Regions from separate parts of the Homo sapiens genome. Here region 1 is linked to region 2. The links are chromatin loops, found by intact Hi-C in ENCODE. Cell type or tissue: heart left ventricle. All regions are shown on one strand.

Region 1 (8,000 bases), 260 kb after region 2:
CTTGGCATTGTCCTGGTCGGGGGTCGGGTTGGGAGGGGTGATAAGGACAAGGGAAGGGAAATCGGACAAGAGACAGACCCACATGCTGACCAGGGTACTCACAGACAGACAGGGAAGGCCCCCACCTCGAGGGAGGAAGCAGATCCAGTGAGGGCCACCATGCCCCAGGGGAGTCAGGGGCTCTGAAGCTGCTGCCTGACAACCTCTGCACTTTGCACAGAGTGAAAGGAAATTTATAGGAGTGAAGGACGTGGACTAAAGCCCTCTGAACTAGCAGCATTAAGAATGTCATTTCAGCAAGTCCTCCTAACAGCCCTGCCAGGGTACTCTTCCTGCCCTAAAGATGCGTGAAGTCACCAGGCCAGGAATGTATGCAGTGCCCCTGGCCAGGGAGGTGCAGGGCTGACTCCTTGGCCTGCACTTTTTCCAGCCATACTTATTCCTGCAGAAGATGGAAGCTTGTCTTGCAGCAGGTTCAGAATAAAGGCAATTGGGTGAGGGCGCAGCCTTGGTCTGAACCTAAAGGGAGAAGATGGAGGGACAGAGGGTGTCCAAGCCTGCTGAGAGGACCTGCCCTCCAGGGTTGCCTTTCAGAGGCAGGTTGGGAATGTAGCTCCCTGGGCCCAGGCTCATTCTGAGAGACAGGTCATTCTGTTGCTCTGAGGAAAGGGAAGGGAAGGAGGAAATGAGAGAGGGAGAGAAAGACAGGGAGAGAGAGAGAAGCACAGTCTTCCCACTTCTTTCTGCCCTCTTCCTGGAATGCGGACCTGCCAGTCGCCAGAAAGAAAAGAGAATATTTGATCAATCTATTGAGCTTACTGTGTGCCTGTGCCAGGCATGGTCACAGACAAGCTCTTTTCTCACCATCACAACAATCCCATCCCTATTTTACGGAGCAGTAAACTGAGGCAAGAAGAGCTTAAGCAATTTGCTCAAGCTCCCAGAGCTGGTAAGCAGCAGAGCCATGGTCCTCATGCACAGCCCCCACTTGCATATTTTCCTGGGCCCCAGTTCATCTCTCTCTCTCTCTTCTCCAAACATAAAGCCTGGAGCAATGAGCAATGCAGGCAGGCCCTGCTAGGGCAGTGCCACAGGGAGAGGAGAAGATAGAGGACAGAGCTGGCCCACACACAGTATCACAGCAGCCTGCAGAGGTGTCATTTTTAACAGCAGCAGCCTGTCTATGCCTCTCCTCTGCCAGCTCTCGATGACATCAGGCCCCTTCTCCAGGGAGCATGACTCAGGTCGAGTGCGATTGTGGTCAGTGGGGCACACGGATAGGTGAGGTAGGGCTGGAGGAGGGGACCAGGGAGTCTGCTGTAGCGTCCGACAAAGGGGCCTCTTTATTCCCTGAGCTGGGATGTGCTTGGGGCTCCCAACCTTATGGGGCTGGAGATGAAAGGCAGGGGCTTCCGCTATGTCACCTGGACAGGCCCTGAGCAGGAGAGGCAGCCATTCCTGTGAGAGGGGAGTGGGGTGCTGGGAGGAGGGGCTGGGTACCAGACAGGTTGCCAGGCACGCTTTACATGAGCATGTGAACCGAGGCCCCACACCTGATACCGACATACACATGTAACACACAGCAGCACCTACCATATGGCTGATGTGCGTACCTCGTGCCTGCCTCCGACATGAGCAACCTGCACCCGATGCTGACATGATTGTAAAAATGAAACTCGGATATGGCTCCTGACATTCGACACTGTTTACTTAATCCATGACGGATACGCAGCTTTCACATACTCATCCACTCAACCGTGACTTTGAAATGCCCACCCCCATGTGCCAGATGAGCTGCATCTCACACAACACCTTGACCTGTGCACTTGGCTTGGTATGATGCTAACCTAACACAAAGGTCAAGCCGACAGCCACAGGACAGGTTGGACCAGCTGCCTGGTTTTCTTTACCTTTCAGGGTCAAAAAATGTCTTGAGCCGATTTTTCAATATCAGGAGATTGACATACAAATCAGAAGGTCTGGCTTTCCTGGGTGCTAACTCACCGGGCTTCACTGGCTGGTGCTGGACAGGGCTCTCCCAATTCAGCAGGAACCCTGCCCCTGCCATGTCTCATTCCCACAGCCCACCTGGCTCTGCAAGCCCAGGGCTTTGGGACCTGGGTCTGACACGTGCCTGTGGTCCCCAAAACAAGTTCTTTCTGGTTCTTAACAAATTCTTCACAACTTCCCAGCTCAAAAGGATGGAGGCAGCCAGCTACAAGTGAGAAGGCCTGATCCTAGGTCAGTGCCTGGCTGCCTGCCCTCAGATGGCAGATGATGTATTTCTTCAGGGGACACTCAGACTGGACACATTGAGTCAGTCAGGGTGGCAAGTGGAGTCCCTATGGCCTGCCCCTGAGCTTCCAGGGAATCCTGACATCCTGTCTGCATGATCAGTGAGTCAGGCCAGGCCACTCTGGGGCTGGGGAGCCAGGCTGACCCTCCACAGTGGTGACTGTGGGAACCAGAGCTGGGCTGTGTGGAAGAAGGTGGAGACTTTGCCTTTCACAGGTTGCATCTCCTTCTCCAGTTCTTGTTCAATGACTGTTCCAGGGCACCTGTAATGAGACAGGCCCTGTTTGAGATATGAAGAGGGAACTAAAATTTAATCCCTTTCCTTAAGACACCCAATGTTCAGGGAGAAGACAAAAGACCACGTGTGACCCCACATTCTGGCTGACTTTACAGTTCAAGTTCAGGGAGAGGCCCAATCTAATGCTGAGGTTGAGGAGAGCACTCTAGTTGGGGCGAAATCAGGAAGGTTTCATGGGGAATGAGGCTTTTGTGTTGGGCCTTAAAACATTTCAACAGGGAGAGATGGTCAGAGAGTTGAGGGTGGGGAGGCAAAATGAAGGGCAGGGAATGTGGTCCCATATGGAAACAGGGGCATTTTCAAAGTGGCTGCTGTGCACGATGTTAACATGGATTTCTGTGTCTTCTGTGGTCAAATAAACATGGAGACTATTAGGTTGAATAAAAGTTTAACACGTTGCTCTGCAGGGTTTCAGAGCCTTTACTAATATGCATGTATGGTCACTTTTCAAGAAGGCATGGAGAATACAGAATTTTCCGAATTTGTCTCCAGGCCCCACCACCACCTTCTCTCTTTTTATCTGTAGCTGGGGAGCACCCATTGGGCTGGCGGGAAGGGGGCAGATGAGGTAGTAGACAAAAACCAGGAACAGAGGCAAAGCCAGATCATGCTAGGTGACCTAGGTGCCAGGCAGCAGCTTTACTCTGCGGGTATTGGGAACATGAAAGGTTTCTAGGCAGAAGGTGACATTATCAGGTTCACTAGCAGTTTACAAAGATCAAGGTGCTGATTGAAGAGGGTGGAGGAAAGAGCAAGATAGGGGCCAGGATAAGGATAAAGGCTCAGCCCTGGACCAGCAAGGGGAGGGGAGGGTGGCAAGGGGAGGGTGGCAAGGCCTGGGGAGGAGTCAGAGGGAGGAGGGTCTGACAGCATCATCATGGGGCAGCAAGGTCCTGCTGGCTTCTCTCAGGAAGGAGAGTGGCCATCGGTTCCCTTCCAAGCAGTGTGGAAAGGTCCAAGGGTCTGAGGATGCTGCCCACCCACGTAGGAGAGCTGTCCCTCCAGGGCAGGGGTGACCCCTGCTTTATGCAGGGGCAGACGGCCAACAAGAATGGCTCCCTACTGTGTGTATTTGACCTCCTGCACCTCGTTTCCTCAGCTGAAATGGGAATAGAGGTAAACCAGGGGTGTTGCAAGGATTGAGAAGCTGTGGAGTGCCATGCAGCTTTCAGTGAAAGTCACTTTCATGTTGCTTAGGCTAGCAGCTTCATGGTGAACTAAGGCTCTGGAGTTAGGCAGAAATGGAGTCAAATCCTGGCTTTGCTCTTTTTATTTTTCTTTTATATGAGACAGGGTCTCACTCTGATGCCCAGGCTGGAGTGCAGTGGCACAATCATTGCTCACTGCAGCCTCGACCTCTGGGGCTCAGGTGATTCTCCCATCTCAGCTTCCCGAGTAGCTGGGACTACAGGTGTGTGCCACCATGCCCCGGCTAATTTTAAGTGTTTTTTTTTTGTTTTTTTTTTTTGTTTTTTTTTTTGTAGAGAGATGGGGTTTCACCATGTGGCCCAGGCTGGTCTTGAACTCCTGGGCTCAACTGATCCACCTAGTTCAGCCTCCTAAAATGCTAGGATTACAGGCATGAGCCATTGTGCCTGGCTATGGCTTTGCTCTATATTAACTGTGTGGCCTTTGTCAAGCCATCTAACCTCACTAAGCCTCAGTTTCTGCATTTGAAATGCGAACCCCCAGTGTTCCACACTAGGAGTAGTAAGAATTAAGTGAGAGATTGCTTCTGAGGTGCTATATAGTGCTTGACACAGTGAGTGCTCAATAAATATTAGCTATCGTTAATTTTAATATTAATGAGATTTTATACTATTTGTAATAAAAGTCCAATAAAAGTTGAATTTAGATTACAGGATTTTAAAATGCAGGTTTATTACTTTTAGGTACATACAGTGACCCCTATTGGGCTACTGCAATATTGGCAGATAGTCTTTGGGGAACTGTAAGAATCACAGGAAAATAATGATTTGCAATTAATGGCTTGTTTCTATATCATATAAGGTACTTCTCAAGCACTTAAAACGAGTTTCTGCAGTTCCACAGTCCCTGTGGGCCACTAGAATGTGGCCCCAGGTGTTTATTTGCTGACCAAGGCTCTTCTCAGAGCAGGAGGGCCAAGTCCAGGTCTGGACCAGGGTCATCACCAGTCAGGAATGAAAGACAGGAGAAAGGCTGAGGAGAGGCCCTACCACAGAGAGCCCTGTTAGAAGAACCAGGCAGACAGAGGTCAGAGGAACCCCAAGATCTTCTCCCTCATAGCTGGGGGCAGTGAACAGAGCTCAGGGCTCACTCCCTGGGGGATAGACGCATGGGGCACCTGGAGTCATGCAAAGGCCATGCACCTGGCCACCTGCTCCTCCATGATGGTGAACTGGAGGCTGCCACAGTGACTTCCTCTGGCTCACTGTCTACCAAATTCCATGCTTTCCTGCCTCCAGAGCAGTAAAATTATGGCACCTGGCTGGCCAGCTAGATTACACTTCACAGTCTCCTTTGCAGTTAGGTCAAGTTCTCGCCAATGGGATGTGAGCACAAGTGATGCATGCCCCATTCAAGCCGGAGCCTTTAAGACAATGGGCCCACCTCCATCTCAATCTCTTTCTCCTTCCTCCTGCCTACAACCAGGACATGGGTGAGACCCAGCTTCACCCACAGAGAGGTTCAAAATACCCTGGGGAATTGTGGAGAAACAGATGGAAGGAACCTGAGACCCTAAATCAGCTACCTGCCCAAAACTATTGTAAAAGAGAGAAATAATTATTTTTCTTTAAGATACTGGATTTTGCAAAGGGGGTCTCTGTTACTACAGCTTAGCTTCCCCTGACTAATACAGGGATTTCCAAAATATTTGACAGAAGAGGACGCAAGGAAAGTCACTTTTGAATCTAGAATTGTTGGTTTCCTCTTCATTAACAGCAGAAGGAACATCTAGTCTCATCGGGTTACATCTAGTATTTTTTGTTGAGCTTCTACTGTATGTCCAGTACTGAGGGAAAGTCTAGGGATACAAAGAAATAGAAAACAACAAAAATATTGCAACTCCTTGACCCATCACAGTAGGACTTCGGTGAAATTTCCCAGATCACTTCATCCCATCTTACTGCATACTCTGTGTTCCAGCTCCCTGGGTCTATACGAGCTCCCAAACATACCATAGGCTGGGTGTCTCCAGATCTTTGCTGATGCTGTACCCTCTGCCTGGAATGCCCATTCTCTTCTTCCTCACTGATTAAATGTCCCTTATCCTTCCAGACTTTCTCTGTGGTAGAGTTAACTCTTCTTTCTTGGGTCGTATTACCAGGAAGGTGCAAATCTCTGTTTTTTAGGTGGGCAGTCAGTGGGTCCTATTAAACTTTGGATGCCCAGTACTGAGCACAAGGGCTGGCAAAGAACAGGGGCCCACAAACACTCATTCATTTGACAAACACCAGTCAGGTCCCCTAAGAAGGACAAGGGACAGAGCAGTGAATAAGACACACATCTTTGCCCTCAGTTTATATTCTAGTAGGGGAGATGGATATTAAACAGACAAATAAACAACTATGTAATTACACATGATGATGTATGATGTAAGGAAATGGACAAGCCATGGGGATGAGAGCTTTGGATGGGCGAGCACTTTCAGACAGGAGGCAGGGATGGCCTGTGTGAGGAAGTGCTGTGTAAGCTGAGACTCAGGGAAGTGAGAGTCAGGGGGAGCAGGAGGGTGTCTGTGGTGGGGACGGTGCTCAAGCAGAAGACACAGTTTGTGCAACTGCTTGGAGACAGGACAGAGCTTGATAGGTCATCATAAGGAAATGAGCAGGGGGACAGCGATGGAGATGAGACAGGGTGGTGGTGAGGATTTGGGGGTTTTATCTCCTGAGCACTAGGCAGCCATCGATGGCTTCAGGTAGAGTAGTGACCCAGTCTGATTTCCATAACAGGAGAGGAGTTTACTGCAATGGTCCCAGCCCAATCTGATGGAGCCTTGGACTCAGGAGGATGGTGATGGGGAAGGAGTGAGCTGCATAGGGTTGTGCTGTGGAAGTAAAGTGGACGTACTGGGCGTGGGAGTGGAGGGAGATGGAGGAGTCAAGGTTGACTCCTGGAGATTTCTGGAATTGGGGATGGGAGGGTATTAGAAGAGGTGGAGGAAGGGAAGAGGATCTGTGTCTTCAAGAAGCATGGAGCTGTAGCGATGGAGCAGAGGTTGCAACTGAACAAGACCATTTGCCCCTTTAAACAAGTGCTGTCAAGAGTGAATGAGGAAGAAGAGGATTTATTTAAACTTAAAGATTTATGCTGATAAAGAGTGGAAACAACCTATATATCCAGCAATAGGGGACTGGCTAAATTAGAGGGTCTCTCTATAACAGATCACTCTGCAGCTCTATAAAAGAACAAAGAGTATTCCAGAAACAAACTGTTGTCCTCATTTTCCCCATATTAATGATACCTTTTAATCAACACAAGGTAAAGATAGTCTGCCTATTGTTTTTGGTGGCTCCCCTTATAGAGTTAAAACAGAGCAAAACTATATGGCAGGAGAAAGCATTTGAGGAAAAAGCAGTATTTGGTCTGGGTAATCTAGGAGGGGATGGCAGTTCCCCAATCCCTAATGTCTTCAGTGAGTCATTCCTCGAGGTGACTATACAGAAAGTGAATCTTGAGGGAAGAAATAAGACATTGACAATGGGAAGAAAGTATGTTCTGCAGCTGTGGCTTCTCTTAATGGACTTTGTACCAGTTTTGGGTTTGAATACAAAAGAAACACTTAAGAGTTTTTTAGTCCACTGAGAAAAGAAAAAGAAGACCTTCACTTTATCCTATTCCCAGTGAATTTGCCCATAGCTGATCTGGATCTTAGAAAAATGAGCAGACACCAAGGAGGCAAAAAAAAAAAAAAAAAAAAAAAAAAAAGAATCCAGACTACAGAACACACAGACTGATGTCCTAACTTGTTTCTCAAGCATGCCATTATACCGTTATACTGGTAGGAAGCACGAGTAATGAATGCAGCATCTTTCACAGAAAATAGAGAAAACAGATTCTTTTTAAATATAGAAAACTCCATTTTCCCACCTCAGCTCTGAACAAATGTTGTCCATTATTATGACAGCACTATTGAATTATAATTAGATCCCTTCCAATATTCACTCTTTTTTTTTTTTTTTTTTTTTTTTTTTTTTTTTTTTTGAGACGGAGTCTCGCTTTGTCGCCCAGGCTGGAGTGAGGTGGCGCGATCTCGGTTCGCTGCAAGCTCCGCCTCCCGGGTTCACGCCATTCTCCTGCCTCAGTCTCCCGAGTAACGGGGACTACAGGCGCCCGCCACCACGCCCGGCTATTTTTTTTGTATTTTTAGTAGAGACAGGGTTTCGCCTTGTTAGCCAGGATGGTCTCAAATGCCTGACCTGGT
Region 2 (8,000 bases):
CTGCTTCTGGTGGCCTCAGCCTGGAGCTATGGGAGCATCAGGGCTTGTCCCTTGGCCTGAACATTAGCTCCCCAACAAGGGACATAATGAGGGAAGCCTGGTGAGGCTAGGATGAGGCACTCCTTTAAGTAGCTGCTTTGCCTCTGGCAGTTTCTTAGAGCAGGAACGGAGAACATGCTAGAGGTGAATGCAGGTGACAGGTTGGTCTGGGAGTAACTTAATGTCCCTTTGAGGGATTTACAGAAACCCTTCTAGGTGAAGTAGCTTTTCAAGGGGCTTTGGCTGGAGGACCTGGTGGGGCAGGAAAGGGGTTTCAGTGAGATGCGGTGTTCCGAATCCATGAGCTGGCAAAGCCTGGCAACCTCAGACCCATTGACCCATGGGGATGGTAAGAGGAGGAAATGGGATCATATGCACAGTGGCTGGCAGAAGTAAGGCCCCCACCTTTTTGTTTTATTTCAACAACAAAGAGGTTGATTCATCCAGAAGAGGAATTCATCCAGAACAGGGCAGAAGTGGGGGATAGGAGGCAAGTAAGAGGGCTTTTCCTGAAAAAGGAGACGCAGTTGGAGGCTCAATTCACTTCTGCATGGCCTTGGGTAAGTCACGCAACTTCTCTGGGCCTCAGTTTGCCCAGCTGTGAGATACGGGAGTTGGTTCAGCTCACCTCTGGGGCCCCTCCGGCTCTATTATGAATGGGTTTCCACATCACCTGCGGGAAAGGTCTGCTGGGCCTGTCTGTTTTTGCCCAGGTTTTTCTGGTTGGAACTTTTTCTGCAGGTGCTGTGGGCTCTTGGGCCTGGAGTCTGGGCACAGCTAAGCCGTCTTCCGTGTGCTTGCTGCCTTGTCACTGTCCCCCATGAGACATGGGAAATTGAGGATCGCCGCGGCAGATCTTAAATCAGAGCCTGGGCCATCCATCTCCCAGAACAGACTGAAATAACAAGGTGGGTGGCACAGATCGCCTCCACATGGACAGTTGAAAGATATTAAAAAGCCAGAATCTTGAGCCCCCCAGATCCCTTAACAAATTTCCAAATACCTCAGGGACCTGCATGCAGACGAGAGAAGAGGGAATATCTCATTTTAGAGTTCCCTAGGAAGGCCAGAGGGCTGCATTTCAGGAAATGCCTCTGTCTGAGGGCTTCTGAAGGCCCTGCCACCTGCCATTGGCCTCCCTAGACTGCCTGACCTCCAGCTCCTCCCTGCAGGTGCCCCCACTAGAGTCAGCCTGGCCAGAGTGGCAGAGCAGAGTGCCCAGGTATGTGGAAGCCAGACTGCTGTGGCGCGCTGTTGCTCACCAGCTCTGTAAATTTGGGAAAGTTGCTTAAACTTTTCAGCTCTCAGTTTCCTCATCTGTAAAACGGGAATGACATTGGTTACTTCAAGGGGTTATTTTGAGAGTTAAATAAAATAATTCACACAAAGCCAACAGCACAGTGCCTGGCCCATCTTGAGACCTCAAACATTAGCCACTAATATTAATCTCCCTCCTGTCCCATAAATGAGCCCACCCAGCTGCTGTTTCCTTTCACAGGCTCTCCTGCTCTTCTGCCTTTTTACATTCCAACCATCTCTTAAGCCTCAGTTCAACTCTCTCCTCCTCCAGGAAGCCCTCCCTGAATGGCCCTCCAAGGGTCCACCTCCCTCTGACTTCCAAGGCTAAATTTTTTTGTATTTGATTGTATTTGTAGTGACTTTTCTTTGCTGCTTCATTGTGTAGGATCCAAACTCCTTGAGCACAAGCCCTTTGCTTCTGTTTCCCCCTCCCCCTTTTCCCCACGGCACCTGTCACAGTGCAATCCACACCATAGGCACTCCTAAAACACCCATGTTTGTCAAGTGGGGGATTCCAGGAAATGGGAGACAGAATCCTAGTGTTTCTGAGAGCGGGTCTTTTGTCTATTTTTAGAGTTTAAATGTTCTTCAAAAATTTCCCAAATTCCACTCTGTCTTTACATTACAACCACACCAATCTTTTCATGTCAGCCAGATGTACTTTTCCCTCCTCTCTACCCGAAATACACCAGAATTTGAAAAATGAGGCGCTGGATCTGGTAGTGCAAGATAGAGAAAGCTTTCTCTAAACCCTGACTATTCTCGTCAGCCTGAAAACTTGGGGAGGGATTAACTCTGGGTGAAAAGGAAGGTTCTGATGGCTCAGCCCAAGGCTATTAGAGCTTGGTTTTTTATAGAGGGACAGTCACGATTTGGAAACATGAAGTCTTAGCTTTTGGAAGGTCAGCACCACTCTTGTTAGGCATCTCAGTACGCTGCCACTCCCTGGGTGGGGGTGGGGAGGGGGAAGGCAGGTGGAGAAACAGACTTGGTAGCCTTGGAGTCAGGACTGAGGACTGACTCTGCCATCCCAGGTGCTGTGGCTACAGGAATGCGCACTGGAAGGTGCTGTTAGCCCCTCCAGCTTGATGGGGGTGGAGATGGGGGAGAGGAGTTTATAGTTATGAGTTTGCAATTGTGACCAAGATAAATGACCATTTGGTCTAGTGGGACCCTTGGGGCAAGGGCCTTCATACCATCTGCTCTGGGTGGAGAGAGGGAGACCTTCTTGATGACCCGAGAGCCCAGTCCTCCAGGGAAGTGCAGCTGTCATGTTCTCCTCTTGGCGAGTGAGTGAATGTTTGTTCCTGGCTACCCTGAACGCAACAATGTGCAATTATTAAGTACTCACCCCCTTGCCAGACACTGCTGAATGCTCTACACACATTACCATCCAGTGTTCACAACACCCCTACAGGGTGAGGATCAGTACCTCTGTCTTCTGGATGAGGAAACTGAGCCGCAGAGAGGCTGATCACTCACACAAAGTCACCCAGCAAACACACAGCAGGTTCCTCTGACCCAGGAAACTGCTGTGCTAACCATTCTGCTGTGCTTCACTGTGTGGGATGGAGGCAGCAGCTGCTTGCCCATACATCGGGGACGAGGCTTTCCCAGAATGCCTGGAGTTTTCAAGCCATCCACTGCTCTCTGCGCCCCAGTCCAGGAGTGATGGAGAGCTATAGTCGGGAATCAGAGATTCCAGGTGGAGATGAAGGCTGACTGTTCCTCTGCTTCAGAAATAACCATTTGGTCAGAACTGAGGAGCATCAGAGGTTCAGCCAGACAAAGCACCTTCCTAGTCTCCAGATGAGGAAACAGGCCACTGGGGTGGGCAGCCTCAGTCATGTCAGATGTGGTGGCAGAGCTGGGACTCCTGGCCGTCCTCTCCAGCCCAGGGGCCACTGATCACATGATATTGCTCTGCTCATGCACCCTGCTTCTCCTCCACTCCACTCTGAGAGGTTCATCAACCAGTCCCTGGTGCCCATGAAGGCCAGGCCTGTGGAAGATGCTCAGTCAATATTTGTGCAGAGGATACAGGCCCAAGGTGCTCGGCTGGCCAGCTCTGTCCCCATCCCTCATCCATAAAAGCAGTGGTGGCTCCAGATTGCCACCTAGAAAGCCAGGGGCAGTCTGGTAGGAAGAAGGTGGGCAGTGTGGAGGAGCGGCCTAGAAGACGGTCAGCCAGCAAACCCACTCTAAGGTCCCATTAAGACACCCCCTGACCCTGCCCAAGAGGGACAACTGCAGCGGGGACAAATGATTCATCCCCACACTTGAGAAGCAGAGGGGCGGGGAAGGAGGAAAGGCTAGGGGTGTGTGTCAGGGTATTGCACACAGAGATGGTTGGCTTCAGTTCTGGGTTCTGAAGTCCCTCTGTGCCGCTGGCTGGGCAAGAGGTAAAGGACAGCTGGGCCAGGGGCCAGGCTGGGACTCCAGCAGGACTTCCGCGGCGAGGGGCGCTGGGGGGGCGAAAGGCTTTGGCGGCCCGGCCAGCAGCGCCCTCGGGGGTAAGGGGAAGGGAGGCTACGCGGAGAGGTGCCAGAGACAGCCGGTGCCCTTGCCCGCCGGCCGCCCGAAGTCCGGGTGGTGGGCGTGGCTGCCCCCGGCGGGTGGGTGGGGGCGGGCTCCGGAGCCTGGCTGCGGAGTGGGTGTCCAGGGCGCTCGCGGCTGGGGCGGCGCGGGGGGCGGGAAGGCGCGCGCCGAAGGGGTGGGGAGGAGAAGGGGCGGGCGGCTCGGGGGTGGAGCCGGGACCGCAGCGCCTGCCGCTCGCTCGGAGCTGTAGCCGCCGCTGCCGCCGCTGCTCTTGGCTCGGGGACGCGGGCGGGCGCTCCGAGAGGCTCTGGTGCCTGCGGCTGCTGCTCTCCTCCGGCGCCCGGGGCTGCGGCGCTCCGGGTCCCGGCCCCTGTCCCGGCATCTCTCGGGTCCCTGAGCCCCGGCCCCGGGTCCCGCGTCCGGCCGGAGAGAACGCACTCAGCTGCTCGAGCCGCCCCGGGCTCGCGCCCCCGGGCCATGAAGAGGGGCCCGTGAGGCGCGCGCGGAGTCGGAGGAAGAGGAGGGAGGAGGGAGGCCGAGGAGGAGGGCGCGGGAGGCGGAGGATGCCGCCGCGGCTGCTGCCGCCGCCGCCACCCGCGGGTCCCCGGCGACCCTGACTCCAGACCCGAGGATGGAGCCGGCGCTGGGCGCTGCAGCTGCTCCCGGCGCGTCCCCGACCAGGTATTGGCCGGGCCCCGCGGGCTCCGGGGCGGGCGGGAGCGGACACTCCGCCGCAGCAGCCGGGAGGGGCGCGGGCGCGGTGGGAGACGCCCCTCCGCTCGGGGACAGCAGCTACCGGCGGTGAGCGGAGGGGTGGCGGCGGCGAGGAACGGCGGCGTGTTGGGCGCAGGAAGGGGCTGCCGGGGCTGGTGGCCGGTGAGCGCCGCGATCACCTCAGCCCTCCCTGCCCCCATTCGAGGAGGGCAGCAAACTTGAGACGCGCGGTGGCCCCCGAGGCGCTTGGCTCCCCTCCGCTGCGGAGCGCACTCAGGGGCTGCTCCGGGCTCACCGTCCCACGACCCGCCTGGCTCGGGTCTGCGGAGGCGCCTTGAGACCCTGAGGTCCCCGCGCCCGCACCAACTTTCCAAACCCAGCTGCACCCGGAGGCGGGGGCGCCGCTCCCTGCTTCCTGCTCCCAGCCCTGGCCCGGCCTCCGCACCCAGACCGCTGCGATGAGCTGGGCCCCTGTGGGGCCGGAGCCGCCGGATGGTGCAGAGCCCACCACGGAAAGCCGGAACAACCCTCCCGCTCTTCTCTGGGTAGGACCCGGGGATCAGCCCCTCCCAGGCTCCAGGGACCCAGTGCTGGCTTTCGCGGTAACAGCCCAGAGTAACCCTAGCTGGGATGCTGGGCGTTAAAAGGCCAGGCTGCCTGAGGAAGGTAAGACCCGGGGGTCGTCCTGGAGTGGCACCTTGGCCTGATTTCAGGTGTGCCCCCTCCCCCACCCCGGGCCTGCCCTTTCACAGGACTGCCTTCCTCAGCTCTGGGGCCGGCTTCCTCTTGGTGGACTTAAAACTGCTCTTCGGCAGCGGACTCCCTAGGAAGGGCCACTCCTAGGGTCCAGGTGCCTGAAGACGGGCTTGGGCCGGCCATTGACAGGGAGCTGGAGGCTGGGGCAGGGGAGGTGGCTGTCCAGTCAAGGACAGAAATTCAGTCCAGCAACTTCTGGAGGGGTGGGAGGAGCTGGGGGCAGGCTTGGGCGCAGGAGTCAGGCACCCTGGCTGGGAGGAAGCTGCTTTGACCAGCACAGGGACGTCAGAGGCAAGCAGGTGGGAACGAGTGGGCCAGGTGTCTACCTCCAGAGGTTCCTCAGCCCCTTGCAGTGGGGCCTGCTGTCTCAGGCAGAGACCTTACCTGGGCAGGCAGTTCCCAGGCTCCTGTCCTCAGCAGTGGGGACACTTCCAGGCATCATGATGACCCTGTTTCTTTTTCAAAGTGCTTTCATCGTCATGACTCACACATCACATTCACCAGGGAGGTATCAGGCTTCCAACCTATTCAATTCCCCTCCCTACCGGGTCTTTAGGGAGCTGCTGGGGAAAGGAATGGGTGGATTTGCCCTTGAGCCTTGAACCCCTGCAGGAGGCCAGGAGCCTGGCATGGCACCTTTGATTTTCCTGTTGCCAGTCCCTCATCCTGGCGGTGAGCAGCCCTAGGCCAGGATGCTTCACAGTGATGGGGTGGGGAGGGGAGGGGCACCAGGGAGAGCAAGTCTCTGCTAATCATCCCCCAAACTCTGCTGGGTCTTCAAAATCATGGCCAGGTGCCACCCCCAGCCCCCTTCACTCAACACCCGGCTTCCCCATCTCAAAGCAGAAACGCATTTTCCCTAAAATCCAAATCTCCCTCTTTGCTGAGTAGTTGCAATGCTTTTGGCCAGGGGTTTCCTCCCCAACATCCAAAGTCAAGCTTCCCTCTGTCCTGGCCCCTGAGCCATCTCTGTGAGTCACAGGCCCCTGCTGGGAGAGGGATGTATCCCCCTGACCACTCTCCCCCCAACCCTTGCCGACAGGGCCCTAGCTCCTGGGCAAGGGTGGTGCTGACGACACTGATAGAGGGGTGTGTGTCAGGCCGCATCGGAGGAGGAGTACCTCTGTGTTCCACTGAGTCTGCAGGAGGGGCTCAAGTGCCAGGTCCTCCCTGGGGGCCAGGTTCATGCCCTACTAGATTCCCCTTGCCTACCCCTCTGTCTCCCTCCCTTGCCCGCTGTGGATCTCTCTTTACTTTCCCAACTCCACTCTGCATTGGTGTGGGGAGGGAGCATTTGATATTCATAATCTGGTTCAGAGAAGGTCCCGAAGCCCTGAGTCACTGTATGGTTTCCATGGAAACAGACTTGTTCAGAGGACTCGGTGTAGCGGCTGTGGTGGGGGAGAAGGGAAACATATAGTAAAACCAGGCTCCACAAGTGTGGCGGGACTTGGACCAACTCCCTTCGGTGGGGACTGTGAGGGGTGGGCAAGGCTCTGGCCTCCCTGTCAGAGGGGCTGTCTCTCCCCACCCACTGGGGTCCTGCCATTGGATGCCGCTCAGCTGCTGCTGTGACTCTTGGCAGGCTGCTGCTTCTCCCACGGACCTTCTGGCTAGGTGCCCGGGCTCATGGCTACCTCTCCCTGCCTCAGTTTTCCCCTCTGTAAATGGAGAAAATAACACCGACCTGATAGCATTGTTGTGAAGGTCAAATGCAGTAATATATGAGACACACTTAGAATGGTGCCATAGTAAGTGTTCCAAAGCATCATTCCTAGGAATTAAGTCAGGACATTGGAAGAAACTCCCCAAGCATGCTCACCTAGATCCTTACCCTAGGTCCCAGCAGGTGGTCCTGACATCTTGCTGGGCTGGCCTCCTGCTTTGAAACAGCCTCTCCCCAGCGGCCCCGGCACACCCCCCGCTGGGAAGCAGCCAGCCATTTTTTTCTACGGAGCATTTGTTTCAGGTTCCTGAGGGCCTGGCACAGTGCTAGGCAGCCCTGGGTTTTGTTCAGACCCTACCTGTCTAGGAGCCTTGTGGGAGTAAATCCAGATGGACAGGCAGCTCCCTGCCTCAGCCTTCCCGCTAAAGGCAGGGGTCAGCCCTGGAGCCCCTAGGGGTTGAGGCAGATGGAGAGGAGCAGAAGAGGTCCAGGCAGAGATGGTGGCCCTCTGTGACAGAGTAAAGGGGTTGGGGTGGGGCAGGCCACTGTCCCTGATCCTAGAGAGGCTGGTTCATCTGGCTGGAGAAGCATCTGTCTTCCTCTTGATCAGCCAGAGAGGGACAGGGAGCTCTTCAGAAAGGTAACAGATCCTGCACACTCTCCTAACCCCAAGTTAGAACCTCTAGTGCTCAATTGTTCCCAGCATGCCCTGAGAGTCTGGACAGGCTTGGGGCTCCAGCCTGAGCAGCTGCTGATCTGTTATTGTCCTGCCTGCTGGGGCAGGGTGAGGGGCTCCCCGCCCCAGTGCCTGCCTCAGCAGCATTGAGGAGTGCAGCTAGGGGAGATTCTGAGTGCCACTGATGCCTTACCCGGTCTCCCTTACCGGCCCTTCTCTCTCACTGCAGCCCTCCCCTCCATGGCCCTCAGGTTCCCTGCTCCTTGGCAGGGCTCCCTCCTCCCCTCCTGGAAGATGGGCTTCAGCTCCAGG

What was found. A loop is a pair of places that touch in the nucleus more often than their neighbours do. Peaks named below come from ENCODE experiments on the same cell type or tissue, not always from the same donor. Only the 100,000 strongest peaks of a DNase experiment are listed, where the experiment ranks them.
Region 1: a loop joins it to region 2, with 2.5 times the contacts of the local background. A loop is called at or near these places in 26 of 110 quality-filtered maps.

The regions. Positions count from the first base shown.
Region 1 is chr11:45,402,974-45,410,973 of GRCh38, reverse strand. No RefSeq gene overlaps it. Among named protein-coding and RNA genes, the nearest start is that of LINC02687, 36 kb to the right of the region's middle. In heart left ventricle, a CTCF peak has its summit at 4,496 (motif pointing left); no DNase peak of the experiment used is centred here; H3K27me3 peaks cover 841 bases.
Region 2 is chr11:45,661,735-45,669,734 of GRCh38, reverse strand. CHST1 (carbohydrate sulfotransferase 1) reads left to right here and starts at 4,113. Exons shown (of 4, transcript NM_003654.6): 1 at 4,113-4,557. RefSeq lists an enhancer at 6,271-6,924. In heart left ventricle, no CTCF peak of the experiment used is centred here; DNase peaks (open chromatin) are centred at 4,074, 4,400 and 4,867; H3K4me3 peaks cover 2,668 bases; H3K27me3 peaks cover 453 bases.